Linked DNA regions of Homo sapiens: region 2 is linked to region 1. Evidence: read pairs that join two places in POLR2A ChIA-PET (ENCODE). Cell type or tissue: GM12878. All regions are shown on one strand. Each heading gives the region's core, and the rest is flanking DNA. Links, peaks and the distances in the headings are about the cores only.

Region 1 (8,496 bases), core at 1,668-6,667:
TATAAAGCTCAAGAAAAATGACCTATCATCCAAATAATCCATTATTCACTCAGCTATAGTTTCCTTGAGGTTATTGTTTTCTTGTGCTTTTTTGGTAATCTTTGGGAGCTCAACTAAGAAACTATTCTAAAAACCTAGAGATAATGAGGTATTTTAAAAATGTGCATGGACCTGGGAGCCAGAAGACAAGGGCTCCAGACTTGACTTGGCTACTCATGATGGTTATAATCTTGGTCAAATTTAACCTCTTTTGCTTCCCTTCTAGCAAATGAACAAGCTGAATTATATTGCTACCATGAGTATGTGTAAGAAGCAACAAGAATGTTGTTTTCATTTTTGTTCTCCACTCTTCCCCTGATATAAATATTCACTGCCAGTGAAAAAGCTATTGTGGCTGACTTTTCTCCTCTAGCTGGAAATGGACCTGCGAATCAACACAAAATAGTCCTGTAAACACCAGAATCCTGCAGGACCTCATCCAGCAAACATACCTGGACCCAGGGACTGGGGGAGGTTGACAACTACATAGAGATGTGTAGCCCTTTTCTCTGACTGCTATGAAGCTGAGCAGAATTGAAATAGATGGGCTGAGTCCTCTGTAGCTTAGAGGGTGAGATGATGAGAAAAGACAAGAAGGAAAGGGGCTCCCTCCTACTATCTTAACAGGCTGTTAACTGCTGCTAACTTAGGCTGCTTTCCCTTCCATCACTCTTGGGATTACTTCTTAAAAGACGGTAGCAGTCTGACCTACACTCAAGTAGCAAACAAAGTAATATAACTGTATACCTAAAGGTATCCAGCAGCCAGAGACAAAGAAAACAAATAAAATATTTAACAAACATCAGCAGCAAATAATATAGGCTGCAAAACAAACCTATTTCGATTAAAAACAGAAACTGAAGTGCTGATTTTTGCCTTGCTATTCAACACCATCCTGGAGATGATAAGTAAATGCAATAATATTAAAAAATTAAATCGTTACAAATATTAAAAAAGATACGAAACTTTATTAACTAGCAACAATCACCTAGAAATAGAAAATGATTTTAAAAGACCTTCTATTCGCAAAAATAAAATTGGTAGAAATAAATTTAATAAGAAAAGCATAGGACTTCATACAGAGGAAAGGACAAGCGCTTCCTAATATAAAAGAAGATATAAAAGAAGATCTGAACATGTGGAAAGACATAGTCATAGATGGAAGGATTTATCATAAGTGTCAATTTTCATAAAATTAATATATTAATTAGCACAGCTCCAACTAAAATTTTTTTTTTTTGACATGGAGTTGCGCTCTTATTGTCCAGGCTGGAGTGCAATAGCACGATCTCGGCTCACTGCAACCTCTGCCTCCCAGGATCAAGCGATTCTTCTGCCTCAGCCTCCCAAGTAGCTGGGATTACAGGCATGCGCCACCATGCTGGCTAATTTTGTATTTTTAGTAGAGATAGGGTTTCCCCGTGTTGGTCAGGCTGATCTCGAACTCCCGACCTCAGGTGATCTGCCTGCCTCAGCCTCCCAAAGTGCTGGGATTACAGGCATGAGCCACCGCGCCTGGCCAGCCCACTAAAATTTTGAGACTGTTTTGTCTAGGTTTATTGGATAGATCTATATTACAGTATACATGGAAGAATAAACACTCAAGAAAAGCCAAAAAAATTACTTTAAAAAATACAAAGAATATTATTTGAAATTAACTATAATCAGAACATAACTATAATCAAGACATATATCAGAACATAATATGATTATATCAGAACATAATATAACAATAATCAACTCAGTAGACATAAGTGTAGATAAATCAGATAATTGTAAAAAAAAAAAAAAAAAAAGTACCCCCTGCATTCCAGGGTAAGAATTCACATGGGCAAAATTAGAAGGAAAAAGATTATCTAGTAAAAATGTTGAAACAGCTGGCCATTCATCTAAAGAAAAAATAAATATACTATACTCAAAAACCAAAGTCCATCAGATTCCAAACCTGACTGGATAAAACAAACAAACAAACAAACAAAAACCAATGTCCAGATGGACATGAAGTTAAAAATTCATTTTTCAAAACCTTAGAAGAAATTGGGAATCTTCTTATATAATCAAGGGGTGAAAAGACCTGTAGCCTAGAGAGCAAACCCAAAATTATATATTTTTTAAAGATAAATGCATTTAACCAAATACAAATTTAAAATATTTAGGAGAAATGATACCATAAACAAGACAAAGTTGGAGAAATATTTATAATGTAGATGATAGAAAATATAAAACATTCAAAGAGCTCTTACAAAATAATAAGAAAAAGACAACACAATAAAGAAAAGGTGCCAAAAGATATACATAAGCAATTCAACATAACAGCAAGTCTAAAAAGCCAACAGGCATATGAAAAAATGTTCAAACAGTGTACCCAGAAAATGTAAATTAAACCAGCAGTGAGCTTTCATTTTATATATATATATATATATATATATATATATCAGACTGGCAAATACTAAAAAGAATGCATATATCACCTACTGCAGGTAAGGTACAGGGAAATGAAACACTTAACACAGCGCTGATAAAAAGGTAATGCCCAGTTAAGTACAGCGCTGTGGAGAAGGTGTTCTTACAAAAGATAAATATTCTGGCCCCTAGAACAGGGCATAAATTTCTTCGATCTTCAGGCTCTCTGTGCAACCTTCTGATAATAATTCAGCTTTGTATGAGCTTATCCCACAAAAATGGCAAAGGATGGGCTGCCAACTCCAGCATTAATATCCACTTGGCATATTTCTCACTGTAAATTAGTAAATTGGCAAACATATAAGAATTTGTCTGTCATATTCTTTATGATGATTCCACTCCCAGAAAAGATTTCATATATACTCTCAGCATTCTGACAATGCTAAGCTTTCTGACTTGACCCTGAACTTTGCTGGCCATCTCTGGCCATACCTTAAGTCAGAATCAAAATCTTTGGAATGGGGCCCAGGTATGTGTATGTTTTTGAAAGCTCCCCAGGCTGATTCTAATATGCAGCCAGGGTTGTGAACTATTGCCTTACCCTATTCTTCTAAAATGGAACAGTTGGCTCTATACAATAATTTTACTTAAAGTTGATTGTGATCATTAAAAAGTTTCAAAAGCACCATAAATAAGGAAACCTGTAATTATAATACCACAAATAATAGCCATCAAGTAGTTCTATTCCAACCATACAAAAGCCCTACACTTCAAATCATGGCAATACAATGCCCTTGCACTCTACGTAAAAACACACTACTAACCTTATCTTCAACGATATTACTAAGGCTATGTTACTGGAATCATCTTCTTATTTTCTTCCATATAGTCTCCCTATAATAAAATTTACTCATTCAGATATTGTTCCAAAATCATGTAAAGCTTATTTTAAAGAAAAAAGGATCGACTTAATGTATCAAATGTAAGTCTGTATTTGTTATATCGTTACTATATTGCATGATAATGGATATTAATAATTCATTCCTCATTTTTTATGAATGCCTTGACTAACTACTTTCTGTATCATATATCAATAATGTAACTGAAAATACAGCTTATAAAACAATTCACAAGATTTTCTATGACATTTACAAGTCATTACCTTCTGGGAAGAACAGGTCTGACAATTTGGAAATTCTCTTCGACAGCCTTCCCTATTCAAATGAATTTCTCTTTAATTATCTTTCTGTAAAAACCCTTAAAACTTTAATCATTTAGCAAAATTTTAAAAATTGGAAAATAGCATGCTTAATGAAAACCAACTAATAGATCTAAAATCGTCAAAAATGCCATCAAACAGGCAATGTCCTGTGGTATCACACATCAACAGACTAGGAAGAATAACCAAAAAGACATGACCCATTCTCATCCTGCAAAAGGCTAGCAAACTTGTCTTATCAATGTGACAATGCAACTGCAAACAGTTACTTCCAGAAAAGAAGACTAAGAGTTTGACCAGTAGTGGAATAGGCCAGAACCCAGTGATTTGAGACTCTGGCACAGGCTATGCCTACAATAGGCAAGACAGCTGTCAGGTATCATATTTAAAATATTAAGCAGTCAGTACAGAGGGGCTATCAGAAGAGCTACAGCCAGGATGCCTAATGACTGAATACCAGCATTGTTGGAGGTCATACGGCATCTAATTATGGAGGCAGAAGATGGTACCTAGAGAATATGATAACAGGTAAAAAGCACCAGGGAGGTCCAGGAGAACAGCAGATGTTATCCTGGCAAACAGTTGAATAATGCAAAGTCTATGAACAGGAAATATATAGACACACGGCTAGGGAGGTGGGTTTAATCAACAAAAAGGTATGCCAGCAGAACTTCATTCTCTTCAAGATCAGAGCAGGGTTCCACATTTGAAGGAAATGGAATACCAAAGTTTGATAAGGAAAGGCTCAGGAAAGAAGAGATACCAATAATTACAGATGGAGGCTTTGACACAAGAATGGGTAGCCGAGATACTACAACTGAAGAACAAAGGCAGATCCAAATTTGTAGTGAGGTTGGGCTGATGGTAAGTCACTTGAACTAATGAACTAGGGATGTCCCAAACTCCCCATCTTAGCACAGGATAGGACCCAGGGCCTGCTATAAGACTGAGTCTATACATGAGTACTACAGCAGGTACAGAGAAAGGTCATGACAGATATGTTAATAAAATAGAGGGTCAAATTTAACACAGATATTATTCTGGCCTGTTTGCGTATTCTCAGTCACCTGGCCCATTTGGATACTCTCAGTCACCTATGAATATTTTGACCATCTATGTTGGATTTTCTTGATTTTGAATCTTATTAGTAAACTATGTATTTAATATTTATCAATAAAATTTTAAAGCAAATTGTGAAACCCAAATACTTAATGAGTCCGATAATCAGCTGTACTTCTCACAACACTAACTGTTTAGTCTCAAAAATGAAATGTCTCCTTTCTCAAATGAGGTGAACCTAGCTTAAGAAGTTAGAATTAAACAAACAAACAAAAAAAAGATACAGCAGGCCCATGACTCTAAATCCAATGACACCTGGAGCTAGAAATCCCACTTTTCAGGGACCATCATGAAAAATTCACGTTGTTTACTTAATAGTACAATGAGTTGGCTTTCTTAGGATCCACTTCTCAAAGCAGACAAATTTATCTGAGGGATGATAAGAGTATTCTGACAATAAGCAATAGGTGATTCTTTTCCACTATGACCAACATTAACTCTCAACAGATACATTTCTGAAACTGATGTCAATGAGAATGTAACTGACCCTACAAAATTAGTTGTGCAAACAGCTAGTTAAAAATTTCCGTTATCTCCTGTACCTAACCCAAGACCTATTTTTCCTACCTCTTAAATATTTCCCATCACTATGAATGTTTTGTAAAGTGCTTAGAAGAGTACCTACACATGTTGTAGGTATTATATACTTGTTTGCTAAATAAATAACATTTCTTCCATTTGTTCAACCTTTATCTCACATATAGTCTCTTTCAATAGCATCCTAACTTGTCTCCTGGCACCACCCCAAAGACAGAAACTTGATGAAATCACCCCAATCACTGTCGCAAAGCCCATCAATGGTTACCTATTTATTTTAGGATTAAGACCAAAATCCATAACAAGGTTTTTGCTATTCTACATGGTCTAGTCCTTGCTTAACTTTCCAGCTTCATTCCCACCATGCTCTCCATAGCTCTCTGCTCCAGCCAAACCGGCCATTCCCTCCAGCTTCTAGCACTTGATATCCCTTCTGCCCACCCACCTATCTCCCAAACTGTTAACTATTTCTTCCTTCAGATCTTCCTAAAGTATCACTTGATCAGGGAAGCCTTCAATTAAAATATGAAGGAGTAGAGAAAGTTAGCTAAAGAGTTTGGGTGTGAGATTTTCTGGGGGGTGAGGGAGTGTTCTTAGTGTTCTTTTGCTTATCTGAGCCCCAATTTACTACTCTATAAAACAGCAATTTATCAATTGAAGAATGGATAAACAAATTGTGATGTATCCATCCAATGGAACATTATTCAATACATGTTATGACATAAATGAACCTTGGAAATACAGTTAAATGTAAGAACCCTGTCACAAAAGAACACCCATTGTATGATTCCATGTATATGAAATGTCCAGAATAGACAAATCCGTAGTGACAGAAAGTAGAATAATGAGTATGAGGTTTCTTTTTTAGATAATGAAAACATTCTGCAATTAGATACTGGTGATAATTGTACAATTTTGGAATACACTAAAACCCACCAAATTGAATACTTAATGAATTTTATAGTATGTGAATCTCACAATAAAGTTGCTACTTTGAAAAACAGCAATAATATTCCTCTTGAGATTTTCATGCTGATGGTTACAAGAGATTTAATGTATGTGCATATAATGTGAGTATACACAGATACGTGTGCAAAGACATACGATAGGTACTTACCACAATACTAGACCTATAAATACTTCAACAAATGGTATTATTTCAATCAAATAACACAGATTTTAACTGAAATTTAGATGAATGTATAATGTGCTTTTTGGGGTTGGCTTTTACTATTTTTACAATCCAAAAAAAAAATCTGAGTATTAAAAACAATTTATGAACTTTTCTCATTGTGCAAAAATGCAAGTAATCTATGCAAATACAGTTTCTTAACATACCATATCTTATTCACATTTTAACTTATAAAATTACGGTTTAAGAAGGTCAATCTATTTTATGTCTGTGATAAAAACTAAATTCTTTGAAACACCAGCTCTCATAAAAGTATGTATGCAAAATAAATTCTATAAATTAATATGCTTACAAGAGGTATTATATGGACAGCAAATGCATCTGTGATCTTAGCATTACATGAACAGATCTCAGTACTGAGTCTTGCTTTGTCTTATCAATTTTAGGGAACTAAGCCAATCTTTTAAATGATAACATCCTCACGACACAGCTGGTTTAACAGAATGTTCCTGATTCAGTTTTTAAAAGAAGTAATGCCTAAAACTGTTGGCACAAAGACAAAATCCTGAATTTAGGCCATATGAATGTCACTTCATTGTTGTTACTGAAAGAAATAAGCTCAACTATAATCAAACTTCAGCAGCACTGCATCAACATTCTGCCAGCTAAGCAGGCCCTGAAACCAGAGGGCCTCTAGCGACTAATATAAAAAGTAGCATTTAACATTAATACAAAGCACGCAAATGCATCTTATAAATAAGAAACACTATTATAATTAATGATGAACTATAATAATATACACTGCTTTTAAGTTATGTTCGAAGACACAACCCATAGATTTTTTTCTTTTTCTTTTTTCTTCAGGAGGGTAGGGGCAACATTTGAAATATATAATTTATTTAATGGAAAAAATTTTTCATTTCTTTTTTTATAAAGGCTATTAATAAATCAAGTTTTCCTCTGTTCTTTCCAAGAAATTCACTAAATAAAATGTTATGAAAATGTATTTAATCACTAAAAAATCATTTTATGCATTCCTACTTCAGGAATTGTTCCCCTGAGAGACATCAGTAGCATAATATTAATAACCAAATTATAAAAGGGGTCATATATTTATGCTTCTACCTTCTTCTCTATTATAAACTCATCCCAACAAAAATTATTGCAGCTCTACCCAATATCTTACTTGTCTGCACATTTACCAGAGCTTAAATAAGCATTAAATACACAAAGAACAAAAAGACAATCAACCAATACCCTCCAGAAGCTTACACTCAAGTAGCAGAGAAAGACATGAACAAGATGATGAGTATAATGATGCAATGATGTTTAAAGTGAAGAAGAGAACAGATGAAGCATTAACTATGTGGCTGACTGAAGGAAGAATGGGTCTTGAAAGAGGAGTAAAAATCATTGCGATGCAGGCAGAGAGATGAGAGGGTACATTTCAGGCAAAGGTAGCAGCAAATATGAAGGCACAGAATGCTTCCAGAACTGGCAAAGCATGGCGAGAACGGCAACAGGCAAAATGAGCAGAGGCTAGATGATGAAAGGCCTCCTCCTACAGGAGACAGAAAATCTGTGAGGTAAGGAAGGGAGGGACATGAAGAGCCAGCTTTTAAAAGGAACCCTTACCAGCAATGTGGAAGATGCAAACAGGACCAATATGGAAGCTGTGGCAATATTCCAGGTGATGATGAAGAGAGGCCTGAACTAGGATAGTGGCTGTGGAGAGGAGAGACTACGGAAATTTGAGTAGGCAGAATGGCAAGCTGTGGTCAAGGACCGAAAGGGGTTGGGGTGAAAGAGGCGTGGTAACCAACCTCTGGTTTCTGGCTTGGGGAGACTGTGGATATCAGTACTACCTACCATCATGGAGAGCATCCTATCATTCAAAACCAAACTCAGAAAAATCCCTTTCCCTCTTAAGTCTCCACTGACCCTGTAGTTCAATGTGATTCCTTCTTATTTTTTGTGTTTCCTTCTGTCACCCAGGCTGGAGTACAGTGGCATGAACAGGGCTCCTGGGCTCAAGCAATCCTCTCAC
Region 2 (7,782 bases), core at 1,042-6,041, 170 kb after region 1:
ATTTAATAGTATCCACCTCTTATTTTGAGAACTAAATGAAATGATACATGTAACATTCTTAGAACAGTGCCTGGTGCTTGCGAAATATTAGATATTATTATTATCTCTGCCAAAAAAATCTAGATTTTTAGGAGCAGAGTGCGTTAGCTTTTTAGGAACTCGGTGTGTGTGTGTGTTTAAGAGATGAGATCCCAGCACTTTGGGAGGCCGAGGCGGGTGGATCACGAGGTCAGGAGATCGAAACCATCCTGGCTAACACGGTGAAAACCCGTCTCTACTAAAAACACAAAAAATTAGCCGGGCGCGGTGGCGGGTGCCTGTAGTCCCAGCTACTCGGGAGGCCGAGGCAGGAGAATGGCGTGAACCCGGGAGGTGGAGCTTGCAGTGAGCCAAGATCGCACCACTGCACTCCAACCTGGGTGACAGAGTGAGACTCCATCTCAAAAAAAAAAAAAAAAAAAAAAAGAGATGAGATCTTGCTGCATTGTCCAGGCAGACCTCGAACTTCGTGGGCTCAAGGGATTCTCTTATCTGTCCCTGGCATATGATATATACTCACCAATGACTACAATTTATTTATTTATTTAGTCTTTTAGGAAATATTAGTTGAGCACCTGAGCGTCAGGCACTGTTCTAGGCACTAGGGATGCATCAGGGAAAAAAATTAAAATCCTGCCTCATGGTGCTTACCTAGAGAGAGACAAGGAATAAGTAAAACAAGAGGTTAGACTGTAGTAAGTGCTACCGAAGTGGAGGAAAAAAAGGCAGGAAATAGAAGGGGGATAGGAAATGTCTGCAGTGGGTAGTGATTGAGGATGGGAGATAAAGAAGAGAGGAGTTGCAATTTTCTTTTTTCTTTCTTTCTTTCTTTTTTTTTTTTTTTTTTTGAGACGGAGTCTCACTCTGTTGCCCAGGCTGGAATGCAGTGGCATGATCCTCTCACCTCAGCCCTACAAGTAGTTGGGACCACAGGCACACACTACCATGTCTGGCTAATTTTTTGTGTTTTTAATAGAGACAGAGTTTTGTCATGTTGTCCAGGCTGGTCTCAAACTCTTGAGCTCAGGCCATCCATCCACCTTGGACTCCCAAAGTGCTGGCATTACAGGCGTGAACCATTGCACCTGGCCTGATCCCTTCTCATTAGATCTCCCACTACCACATTGATTCACATCATCGTGATCTCTTGCCTAACTTATTGCAGAAGTCCCCTAACTGGCCTCCACGTCTTGTTTCACTTTACTCTTAACACAGTAGCCAGAGTGATCTTGTTAAAATCCAAGTCAGATAGCCACTCCTTTGCTCAGACCCTCCAAATGGCTTCCCATTTCTCCAATAAAAGCCAAAGTCTTTACAATGGCATAGGAGGCCCTGCAGTCTTTCTCTTCCTTTCCTCCAGACCTTATACTCCACCATTCTTTTCCTCATTAATTACACTCCAGCAGCACTGCTCTTGCATTTTCTCAAACATGCCAAGCAGGTACCCATCTTAGGCTCTATGTAATTGCTCTCAGATATCTGCATAATACAATTCACCATTACTGAGCCTGGGAGGTGGAGGTTCCAGTGAGCCAAGATCATGCCACTGCACTACAGTCTGGGTAGCAGAGTGAGATCCTGTCTCAAAGTAATAATAACAATAATAATGAGAAGGGATCAGATTATGGATATACTTTGAAGATAAATCCAATAGGAGTCACAAAGAAATTTTATGTAGAGTGAGAGAGAAAGAAGAGTCAAGGATGCCTCCACAGATTTTAGTCAAATGAAATGGAAAGAGGAATAGCTTTCAAATGAGATGAAGAAGATGAGGAAGACTGAAAAGAAAAGTTTCATTTTTTTTTTCTGTTGTGGTGTCAAAGACCAGGAATTTGGTTTGAGGTATGTAAAGTTTGAGATGCAAATTAGATACATGTAGGCAGACATATGTGTCTGAAGTTCCAGAGAGAGGTCTATACTAGAAAACTAAATTTGGGGCTGGGCACAGTGGCTCATGCCTGTAATCCCAGCACTTTGGGAGGCTGAGGCGGGTGGATCATTGAGGTCAGGAGTTCAAGACCAGCCTGGCCAAGGGTGAAACCCTATCTCTACTAAAAATACAAAAAAATTAGCCAGGCTTGGTGATGCATGCCTGTATTCCCAGCTACTTGGGAGGCTGAGGCAGGAGAATAGCTTGAACCCAGGAGGTGGAGGTTGCAGTGAGCCGAAATCATGCCACTGCACTCCAGTCTGGGCAACAGAGTGAGAGTTGGTCTCAAAAAAAAAAAAAAAAAAAAAAAAAAAAAAAAAAGAAAAGAAAAAGAAAACTAAATTTGGCATTTATGATATGGTATTTAAAGCCTTGACACCAGAGGTTACCAAGAAAGTGGCTACCGAGATGTCCAAGGCCTGTCTGAGTCAAAGTGCACCCCAAAATTTGGAAATCAGAAAGACAAGAAAGAACCAGCAAAGGAAACTGAAAAAGAGTGGTCAGTTAGATAGAGGGAAAAAAGAAAAGGGGGCCAAATTTTGGAACAAGAGAAGAGAATAAAGGAGTGATTGACTGTCAAACGCTTTAGAATAGGTCGCATAATACAAGGATAGAGAATTGAAAGATTGATTTAATAACACAAAGGTCATGGAGACTTTGACAAGGACATTTGCTTAGGGTAAAAGTGTTTGGAGTGAGCCCAAGAGAGACTGGGAAGAGAGGAATTGGACACAGGAAGTAGAGATAATTCTTTCAAGGAGTTTTGCCATAAAAGAGCAAAAAAATGAGAATGTGAGGTCAAGAAAAGCTTTGGGATTTTTCTTGCTGTTAAAGCTGAGAATCATAACTTGTTCATAAGCTGATGGGAATTTTCTTACAGTGAAGAGAAACCAAGGATGGGAGACAGAATGGGTCGAACTGCTAGAGGTGGGTACCTTGAGTAGGTGAATACCTTGAGTAGGTGAGAGAGGATGGAATCTACCTCTCAAGTACAGGGCTGGTCTTGGATAGGAGCACAGGCAGAAGAGCTGTGTGTGTCATAGAGGAAAACATACTATACGGGTACAGGTGCAGAAGAATTCCACAGGCTCTTGTCATGACCTCTATCTGGCATGATGCGGGATGGATGTCAAGTTAAGAGCCTGTGGAATTCCGATTGCATCTTTCAAGAAATATCGCAACACTTTTTCTATTACATATTATGATTTTTCATTTAATGAAACATTTTTGAAAGAGTCTGGTATACGTGATACTGTTGATATGGTGTGGGGGTTCCCTTTACTTGTAAGAATCAGTATTGTGGGCAAAACAGGTAAACAAACAATTGTGATGTGGTAAGTGTTATCCTACAGGCATATGAAAATGCTGCAGCAACTGGTTGGGGGTGGTGGCTCACGCCTGTAATCCCAGCTCCTTGGGAGGCGGAGGTGAGTGGATCGCCTGAACTCAAGAGTTTGAGGCCAGCCTGGGCAACATGGTGATATCCCGTCTCTACAAAAAATACAAAAATTAGTTGGGCGTAGTGGCATGTGCCTGTAGTCCCAGCTACTTGGGAGGCTGAGATGGGAGGCTCACTTGAGCCGGGGAGGTGGAGGTTGCAGTGAACTGGGGATCAGATCCACTGTGCTCCAGCCTGGGTGACAGAGTGAGACCCTGTCCCAAAGGGGAAACAAACAAACAAAAACTGGCCTAAAGCTGCTAATATTTTAGTTTTGTGGCCTGCAAACTTCTAGCATTTCTATAACAGGCATCAAACTTACTTCTATATCAGAAAGTATTTGGCTTATGTCAAAGTTTTAAAAACTTTTTTTCATGTGACACTTTTTCTTAAGAGGAGCTCGTGAATAACTATTTAAATGTTACAGTTGGCTTGAATTTTAAACATTTGGTGAGAGTTGTAAAAATATATGTTTTAAACTTTCAGAGAATAAAAATTTAAGACCCACTTTCTTAGAAGTTACTATTAATAAATAAATAATTTTGTAGTTCTAATCTCATTAAAAAAATTTTTTAAGACTGAGATTGATGTGTAGGACCCAGCTGCAAAATTCAAACCAGCTACATGCAGCTGCACTCTGGTTCCCCTAATTCATCTAACAGCTCTTAGTGTGTTCTATAAGTGGCAATAGAAAAGGCACAGCAGATGTGCAAGATGGCTCCTGAAATCTAAAGAGGGACAGATGGTTCTCGGTTTGATTGACAGCATGAGGAGCACTGTAGAAAGGGTCACCTCCTGTGGAGGGGTTTTTTTTTTTTTTTTAATCCTTGCCTCTGCCTGAAAATGAAACTGTCCAAGAAAGAAAAGCAGAGTATGGCTATTCAGAAAGCCTTTTTTTTTTTTTTTCAAATATTTGTTATAGTGAAATTATAAAGTCACCTAGACGTGGAAAAAACTCTCCTCTAACTTTTGACTGAGAGCTGACTCTTCATATTTATAACAAAGTAGACAGATTGGTGTTTGAATGCAATACTCAGAATATTGGAGATAGAGCTGGAATTAAGGCAAAAACAAAAATAACATAATTTACACAACAGCATCGATTAGAGCTGGAATAATGATCACTGGAAGCCCTATTTTCCCCTTAAAAATAAACTTTTTGTTTTAAATTTTAATTACAAAGTTAGACAAATTATTTGCAATAGTTTACCGGGAATGGTTCTAAATTAACAATATAGGCTATATCACTTTTATGCTTACCTCTCTCTCTCTCTTTTCCAAACTCCTTTCTAGTACTTTAAATCTTCAAGAAAAACAAAAAAGAACTCACATTTTCTGCATGCAAACCAAGTCCTGGATGCTGTGTTAGGTACTTTATAACTTTATATGATTTAGTATCTCAGAGGTATTAATAGATTCTTCTTAGGTTCATATTCATACTGACACATGGGCTCCATGATTTTATTGATGCTTCTCTTCATCTTCTGCTGAAAAAAGGAAAACAAGAACAAAATATGCCTCAAAATAATAGTCTATATATTAAGATACATTCTGGGAGTCCAGGATTTGTGAAGTCCTCTTAAACCATTTCTAGAAGAGGCTGGGTGCAGTGGCTCACGCCTGTAATCTCAGCACTTTGGGAGGCTGAGGTGGGCAGATCATGAGGTCAGGAGTTCGAGACCAGTCTGGCCAACATAGTGAAACCCCATCTCTACTAAAAATACAAAAAATTACCCGGATGTGGTGGTGTGCACCTGTAATCCCAGCTAGTCAGGAGACTGAGGCAGGAGAATTGCTTGAAACCAGAAGGCGGAGGTTGCAGTGATCTGAGGTCGCGCCACACTCCAGCCCGGGGAACAGTGTGAGACTCCATCTCAAAAAAAAGAAAAGAATAAATTATTTCTAGAAGAAATTCACACAGTGGCAGATGCAAGATTTCTCTCTAGACAAGACTCAGGATTGACAATGTATTTGCAAGAAATAGCTGGGAGGTAATTGTCTTGAAACTTCATTTGCATGAAACTATGCTTTTTTGGAATGACCTGCAAAACCTGCCAGGGAATTTACATTTCTTGGTAAGCCTGCTTTTTGGAGGATCTTTAAGAAGTGCTGCAGTTTGATAAAAGTCTGAAAACTACAGTAGATCTGACATATGAACAAATATTTACTTCTGTGACTCATGAACTGAACTAGATTCTGATAATGTAGACAGGGCTATCTCAGTTCTTGTAAAATTCTCAAATCTCTACTCCACTGGCTTGGAGGAAATCAAACTGTTGAACTAGACAGCAGCTCAGAAACCCCAGGGTCGCAAATGACTTTCCCTTTCACTTCCCATCGCCTCTGTTTTAATGACAACAAAGCTTTTTGTGGCCAAGGCATAAATTCATTGAATATGAAATATTTACATTCCACCATCTAGTCAACATCATATTCTTTCAGCTCTCCCACATAGGTAATCCCGCACATACCTGTTCTTTGGCATCATACTGACTACTAGATCTTTGATACTCTTAATTTTATCCCTATCTGATTGTTTTCTTTTCATCCCTACTTAGCTTCAATTCCATTGCCAATAATTTCAACCATTCTCTTGCCAATATCTTCAACTACTTTGTCTTTCTGTCACAAATGTATAAAGTGGCCTGTATTCTATAACTTTCATTACCTTCTTCCTGCTAGTCACACAGGATGGGTAAGCCCTTCTCCCATTTATGTCGACTTATCCACCTGTGCATTTCTCGCTCTCTCTCTGTTTAGACATTCTATGCCAATATGTCCCAATCTTTTTAATATCATGGCACACATAGAAAAACGCTAATCTTTGTGCAGTTCATTAGAATAAACTGGAGGCGATCAGGACATCTATATAGCGCTTAGTTGATATATGCTAATGGCAATTAAAAATACAAAATATAGTCAAGAGATTGAGACCATCCTGGCCAAAAAATTAGCTGGGCATGGTGGCACATGCCTGTAGTCCCAGCTACTCAGGAGGCCGAGGCAGGGGAATCGCTTGAACCTGGGAGGCGGAGGTTGCAGTGATCTGAGATCACGCCACTGCACTCCAGCCTGGCAACAGAGCAAGAGTCCGTCTAAAAGGAAAAAAAAAAAAAGGAAGATAATAAATACTGGCTTTTGTTGAATAAATATTGACTTTTATAAAACTTTGAAATAATATCTTTTAAAACTTGGGCTTGCTTCTCAAAATACAACTTCTTAACTGTTTATTATTAGGCTTAAATTTGAAACGGTGGCAGGGCACCGTGGCTCACGCCTGTAACCCCAGCACTTTGGGAGGCCAAGGCAGGAGGAACACCCGAGATCAGGAGTTTGAGACCAGCCTGACCAACATGGCGAAACCCTGTCTCTACTAAAAATACAAAAATTAGCTGGGCATGGTGGCACACACCTGTGATCCTGCTACTCGGGAGGCTGAGAGAAGAGAATCGCTTGAATCTGGGAGGTGGAGGTTGCAGTGAGTGGAGATTGGGCCACTGCACTCCAGCCTGGGTGACAGAGCGAGACTCCCTCCTCCCCAAAAAAAGGGGTGGGAGAGGGGCCAAGATGGCTGAATAGGAACAGCTCTGGCCTGCAGCTCCCAGCAAGACCAACGCAGAAGGTGGTTGATTTCTGCATTTCCAGCTGAGGCACCCAGTTCATCTCACTGGGACTGGTTAGGCAGTGGGTCCAACTCATGGAGAGTAAGCAGAAGCAGTGTGGGGCGTTGCTTCACCCGGGAAGTGTAAGGAGCCAGGAACCTCCCTCCCCTAGCCAAGGGAAGCCATGAGGGACTGTGCTACCCAGCTGGGTTACTACACTTTTTCCACGGTTTTTGCAATCTGCAGATCAGGAGATTCCTACCGGGGCCCTGGGTTTCAAGCACAAAACTGGGCGGCTGTTTGGGCAGACACTGAGCTAGCTGTAGAAGTATTTTTTCATACCCCCAGTGGCACCTGGGACTGTGCTACCCAGCCGGGTTACTACACTTTTTCCATGGTTTTTGCACTCTGCAGATCAGGAGATTCCCACCAGGCCCCTGGGTTTCAAGCACAAAACTGGGGGGCTGTTTGGGCAGACACCGAGCTAACTGCAGAAGTATTTTTTCATACCCCAGTGGGGCCTGGAACACCAGTGAGACAGAATTGTTTACTCCCCTGGAAAGGGGGCTGAAGCCAGGAAGCCAAGTGGTCTAGCTCAGTGGGTTCCACTTCCATGGAGCCGAGCAAGCTAAGAACCACTGGCTTGAAATTCTTGCTGCCAGCACAGCAGTCTGAAGACAACTTGGAATAATCGAGCTTGGTGTGGGGAGGGGCATCTGCCATTACTGACATTTTAGAAGGCAGTTTTCTCCTGACATTGCTCAGGAGGCTGG

Evidence for each region. Peaks named below come from ENCODE experiments on the same cell type or tissue, not always from the same donor. Only the 100,000 strongest peaks of a DNase experiment are listed, where the experiment ranks them.
Region 2: POLR2A ChIA-PET joins it to region 1 with 5 read pairs; 3 of 35 experiments call an interaction of 5 or more read pairs at or near these places.

What each region holds. Positions count from the first base shown.
Region 1 is chr4:48,642,682-48,651,177 of GRCh38, forward strand. The region is part of intron 3 of FRYL (FRY like transcription coactivator); the gene reads right to left. Among named protein-coding and RNA genes, the nearest start is that of FRYL, 130 kb to the right of the region's middle. In GM12878, for the core only: no CTCF peak of the experiment used is centred there; no DNase peak of the experiment used is centred there.
Region 2 is chr4:48,810,027-48,817,808 of GRCh38, forward strand. It overlaps a transcript of OCIAD1 not described here. Among named protein-coding and RNA genes, the nearest start is that of OCIAD1, 17 kb to the right of the region's middle. In GM12878, for the core only: no CTCF peak of the experiment used is centred there; DNase peaks (open chromatin) are centred at 4,128 and 5,678; H3K4me3 peaks cover 1,039 bases; H3K27ac peaks cover 326 bases.